Linked DNA regions of Homo sapiens: region 2 is linked to region 1. A link is a loop called in an ENCODE intact Hi-C map of the cell type or tissue named here. Cell type or tissue: mammary epithelial cell. All regions are shown on one strand. Each heading gives the region's core, and the rest is flanking DNA. Links, peaks and the distances in the headings are about the cores only. Region 1 has its middle 78 kb from the start of HSPA9. Region 2 overlaps CTNNA1 (catenin alpha 1).

Evidence for each region. Hi-C counts contacts between places; a loop is a spot of excess contacts. Peaks named below come from ENCODE experiments on the same cell type or tissue, not always from the same donor. Only the 100,000 strongest peaks of a DNase experiment are listed, where the experiment ranks them.
Region 2: a loop joins it to region 1, with 2.5 times the contacts of the local background. A loop is called at or near these places in 3 of 110 quality-filtered maps.

The regions. Positions count from the first base shown.
Region 1 is chr5:138,652,151-138,655,063 of GRCh38, forward strand. No RefSeq gene overlaps it. Among named protein-coding and RNA genes, the nearest start is that of HSPA9, 78 kb to the left of the region's middle. In mammary epithelial cell, for the core only: a CTCF peak has its summit at 1,541 (motif pointing right); a DNase peak (open chromatin) is centred at 2,561.
Region 2 is chr5:138,899,112-138,902,024 of GRCh38, forward strand. The region is part of intron 9 of CTNNA1 (catenin alpha 1); the gene reads left to right. Among named protein-coding and RNA genes, the nearest start is that of LRRTM2, 25 kb to the left of the region's middle. In mammary epithelial cell, for the core only: no CTCF peak of the experiment used is centred there; a DNase peak (open chromatin) is centred at 1,670; H3K27ac peaks cover 1,003 bases.

The DNA of each region.
Region 1 (2,913 bases), core at 307-2,806:
CAATTCTTCTGCCTCAGCCTCCTGAGGCGCTGGGACTACAGACGTGCGCCACAACACCCGGCTAATTGTTGTATTTTTAGTAGAGACGGGGTTTAGCTATGTTGGTCAGGCTGGTCTCAAACACCTGTCCTCAAGTGATCCACCTGTCTCAGCCTCCCAAAGTGCTGGGATTACAGGCGTGAGCCATCATGCTTGACTGTAAGCTATTATTACTGTAATTAGACATCTCTGAGCCTCAGTTTACTTGCCTGTAAGTAAGGAGTGGGGAGAGGTGGTCAGATGTTGGTTCCTGAAAGGAACCAACACGTTCCAGCTTCTTTAAGAAGTCTACCCGGGCTCTTGGCGGGCTGGTGCCTGCTGGCTCACCTCCCGCCCTGTGCTTTCAGTCCAGGAGGAACCCTGGTACTCATCTGTCCTGAGGGGCCATTTCCATGACTAGACCCTGATCCTTACGGTCAGTCACCTGGACTTCCCACCAATCTCCTGCCCCTCCATCTAGGCTTTGAGTTCCTGGTTCAGAGGGACATATTAGTGCTTAGTGGTGATGAGAAACGGGTCAGACAGGTCAGGGCTTGAAGTCTAGCCCATGACGGTGCACAAGGTTTTGGAGTGGCGTACTGATTGAGAGCGAGGACTCAGCCGCCAGACTGCTTGCTTGAGTTCGGATCTTGGCTGGGCTACTCTTTAGTTTGGCTAACCTCTCTGTGCAGTTTCCCTGTTTCTAAAATGAGGATAATAATTGTACCCACCTCATAGAATTGTTGTACAGATTAAATGAGTGAACATATGTGATTGTTCTTGCTGATACAATAGCTTTGTGCTTTTGAGCTATTATTATTGTAATTAGACTTCTCTGAGCCTCAGTTTACTTGTCTGTAACACATCTCCATAATACCTTTCCTTCCTGCTTCAGGGTTATTGTGAAGATCAAATGACACATTCCCTTTGGAAACTCTTAAAGGCTTTACAAAGGTAAGATTATTATTATTTATTATCAGATACTTGTTCCTTGGGGTTCTCCGCCACATTCCCTTTAGAAACAAAGCAGTTTCCTTCACCCTTCTCTTGCCCCAGTCTCAAGGCAGAAAACCGTGGTGTCTTGGAAACAGGAGCAGCCATGGGGTCTCCCTCCACCTAGGAAAAGGGGCGCATAAAGCTGTGCACACAGACACATCTCTGACAGAGATTATTTCAAAGGAGGCTGCTAATTAAACCAAGAACAGAGAGCTTGTCAACATTTTACACAATTATCCCCTTCACTGCAGAGGTGAACCCAGGTTTTGTGGAGCCCAAAGCTTATACAATTTGGGGGGCCCTCTTTAAGAAAAAAAATACAAGATGATGAATATGAAATTAAGTGCAGGGTTTCGAAGGGGCCTGTGCAAATGAGGAGCACTGCCACCCAAGCTTCATTAGCTTCACAGAAAATCCACCTCTGCCACCAGGCCAGGTATGCATTTGACAAGGACTTGTTGGTTAGTTGCTTATGGCCAAAACAAACCGTTTTTTACCAACCACAGGCAGGCCAGGATCTCTAGAGGGCAGGAGCGCACAGCCTGCACCCAGACTCCAGAAGTCACCCTGTTACCAGGCTGTGGCTCCTCCACTGCCTTCACCTCAGTCTAATTGTTCCTTTTTCAAGACCCACCACCTATTTATTTTTGCTTTCAACACATTTGCATGTGATTTACATAGCATTAATATTCAGTCTCATGTTGGGAACTCTTCCTCTGCCCCGGCTTAAGCTAGATTCCTGGGACTTGGTTACCAAGTGAGATGCAACTTTCTCTCTTCTCAAAATGTAGAGGGAAAGAAATATACATCTAATTTGGGGGAGGGTGGGAGAAGGGACAGTGATGACATTTGTCTTGAAGTCAGTTTCTAGTCTCTGGCCCTCCTAGTCTATGTCTTCCTCCATATATCCCCACTGTCCCTACCCACAACCCACAACCCAATTCCACCCCAGTTTTCCTCTGATTATGAAATTGGAAGCTCACCTTCTCAAGGACACACATTCCTACCCAAATTCTGGGCTTACTGGGGCTCAAGGGTGCAGCCTCTGAAGTGAAGAGGCACATGGCATCGAGGTGCCAGCAGACAAGAGCACACAGGGATTCTTCCTCAGGTCCCCCTCTGGGAGAATCAGCCCCTTCCAGTCCCCCTGCACTGTTTGGAGGCCCAGTTTATGTGATCCCCCGACTGACGGAAACAGATGGCAGGTGGGAGTATGTGTGAGTGTGAGTGAGTGTGTGTGTGTGCATGCACGTGAGCTGTACATACATAAAAGAAATGTGCACACATGTGTGAGACAGAGAATGCCCACGTGCACATGAGTACACCCCCCCCCCCACCGCCACAAGACAGGCAGAGGAGGAGGAGGTGAGGATGTGGGAAGGAAATTCTCGGTTTAAAAAAACCACATTGTGGTTCTAAATGTCATCAAAGGTGAAACTTGCTTCCTTAGCCCTGCCCTATAAAGGGAGGCAAAAAGAAGTCAGCAAGGCAAGAAAAGGTCTCAGGGCAGGGATGGGGCAGTTCTAGTGTCAACAGTGACATCACTCTCCCAGACCCCTCCGCTGAGTGGTGAGTCACCAGAGCCCACTCAATACCACAGTCTTTATGCAGTCATGAGCCGGCTCATGCTTCCATCTCCATGTGGCCTAGGCCTCACCCCCATGGTCCCCTGGGCCTGAGCTACCCCAGCCCTGGGGCTTTGCTCTCTTTTAAGCCTCTATCAGAGAAGGCAGGGGTCCCTTCTCTGGGTAAGGCAATCAGAGACATAAATGAGAGACAAGAGAAAGAGAGACTCTTCTGTATGTGAGGGGGGTTTGGGAACAGAAGTTGAAAAGTTGCAAAACCAGTCTGAGGAAGAGGCAGAAAAAAGAGAATGGAAAAGAGAGAGTGAGAAGAGAA
Region 2 (2,913 bases), core at 207-2,706, 250 kb after region 1:
TCGATCATTTGAGTATTGCGTTATTATGGATCTGATTACACAGGTGGTGGTTTTGCTTATTCTTGCCCAAGACGGCTCATTTCCTTGTATACTTTTGTTTTTGTTTTTGTTTTTTTAATTTGTGAGTTCACATTCCTGGAGTTTTATTGTGGGAATTCTTTGAAGCCTGTGTTTAGCTTACCTTCCATGAGGTAAAATTTTCATTTATATTTGCTTCTGCCACCTGCTTAGAGGTACTACTAATACATAACCTCTTAAATGTAAAAGTTTTCTGAACCATATACATAACATAATTTCTATACCTAAACCTCTGCCAGCTTTTGATTAGAATTTGGAGTGGGGTATAGGGGCTTTTTCTTCTTTTCCTCCCTGAGCGAATGCTTAGACTGAGAAATACCCTCTTTCCATGGTGACTTTCTTGATCACTCTTAGGGTTGGTCACTTACTAGGGTTGTTGCCTTTTGCCTGTTCCAGCTCTGCGCAGTCTCTGATCTGAGTCATCTACCTTGAGAGGACCCTGGCCTTGGCCCATTAAAACCCAAGTTCTCATCATGAAATGGTGCCTCCCTGCAAAACCCCCCACCACCCACCAGAGGAAACACTGTTTTGGCTGATTGCTTACTTCTCTGAAGTTCTCCTTTCTCTTTTCTAGCCTCTGACAATTTCTCTTAATTTTTCACCTGCCTAGCTCTGCATTAAAAATTGAAAAAGCATTATTAAAGCATAATCTGTATACCATAAAATTAACCATTTTAAGTGTACAATTCAGATTTTGGTAAGTTTACAGAACTGTGCACCCATCACCACAATCTAGTTGTAGAATTTTTCTATTATCCATGCATACTTCATTTTTCAGTATTGTAAGATATCTTATTTCTCCTAATAAGATCACCAACACCTTTCCCTGGAAATTGGAAAGGTAGGGGCTTATCATCATTTCCCCTGTGGGTTTGGAAGTAGTTGTTAAAAACTTATTGAGTGCCTCTGAAATGTTATGACCTGCATTTGGGACTTTTACTTTATGTACGACAAGTTTGTAAAAGTTGAGTTTTTGATTTTATTGTTATTTTTGACTTTTAGACATTCAGATCATTTTAAAGAAGAAAACTCGGGTGCTAGCTTGGCCCAGGGGCACAGGGGAAGAGATGAATGTTTTGAACTCTGTTCCTTTGGGCTGCTGCTGCGTTGGTGGGTCATTATTTAGACTTAAAAGCTCCCTGTCCCACATCTCTTCTCACTTGCTTACTCCTACAACAGGTATAAACTGTTATGAGAGTCAGTCATTAATTTATTATCAAGAACAAAAAGAAATCTTATCTTGTCTTCCTACAAACATTCCAGGATAAGAGGAACTCAGCCAAATAGGAAGCCAGGAGCAGTTAAGGAAGTGGGAAACAACTTGTGTTCGACTTCAGTAAATCATAAATCTATGTATAATAGAGAAAAATAGTCATTATGGTTACAGAAGGAGCAGGATTGAAATAAAGTCATAATGGGATTTTTTCCTAAATGAAACTTCATTTAACAAATTTTATGTAAGTAAAGATCATCCATCGTGGAGTAAAGGTAGAGCCTTCCTAAAAGACTGAAAAAGTTGTCTGTCATGTACAGATGTCTAATCTGTTGATCTGACACAGGGGGGCTGTGAGTCATTTCCTCAACAGCTCAGATTTGAGCTTGGGTTTTCCTGAAACCAGCAAAACCCAAGGCCGATTGTTTAAATGTTTTCTGAAACCTGCTCTTCCGCAAGGTCCAAACTTCCACACAGTAGGCACAGATGGTACAAAAGAGGGCTGCCTGATCTCAAACTAGTGGTTGTGGTGTCAGTCTTAGCCTACCTCTTCGAATAGTGGGAATCAGAGACATTTTAGTTGTTAATACAAGTAACTGTGGTAGGAAAGATAATAATTTATTCTCCTAACAAATCCAGAGATACTTCTCACTGTTCTACGAAGTCTTGGCTCTGCTGGGTTCTCTGTGGAAGTTAACTGCTCCAAGTGTTTTTCTTTTCTCTTCTCTTCTCTTCCGCTCCCCTCCCCTCCCCTCTTTTCTCTTTTCTCTTTTTTGAGAGAGTCTCGCTCTGTTGTCCAGGCTGGAGTGCAGTGGCGCCATCTCAGCTCACTTCAACCTCCACCTCCTGAGTTCAAGCAATTCTCATGCCTCAGCCTCCCAAGCAGCTGGGATTACAGGGGCGTGCCACCACGCTGGGCCAATTTTTGTATTTTTAGTAGAGGTGAGGTTTCACTATGTGGCCAGGGGTGGGTCTCCCAACTCCTGGCCTCAAGCAGTCCGCCCACCTCGGCCTCCCAAACTGCTGGTATTACAAGCATGAGCCACCACACCCAGCCTCTTTCTTTTTTTGGGACATGGTCTTGCAGTCATGGCTTGCTGCAGCCTCGACCTTCTGGGCTCAAGCTATTCTCCCAACTCAGCCTTCCAATTAGCTGGGACTATAGGTGCGTGCCACCACACCCAGCCAATGAAAAATTTTTTAATGTATAGAGATGGGGTCTTGCTATGTAGCCCAGGCTGGTCACAAACTCCTAGCCTCAAGTGATCCTCTTGCCTTGGACTGGAAGCCACTGCACCCAGCTCAGAGTGTTTCTCATTCTAACCTCAGGATCTTCTTTAGTCTCATTGTTAATAGTTACGTCATTCTAGAGCCCCAGATTTTCCACAGAAAGAGGCATTTAGGAAGCTCCTCTCCTCGCCCTCTCCTTTCACTGTAGTCAGGCCTGACACTAGTATGTGAGGTTAGCCTCTCAGAGAGCTATGGTCATGATGTTGCATTTGCACATTTGTCATTGTTAGAAGTGAGTAGCCCTGTCCCTGGGGGGTGAATTGAAGCTCATTCATCTGGAGAAGACTGTTAGTGACAGGCACTCCTTCCTCCTCCCAGGCCTCCTGAAATAG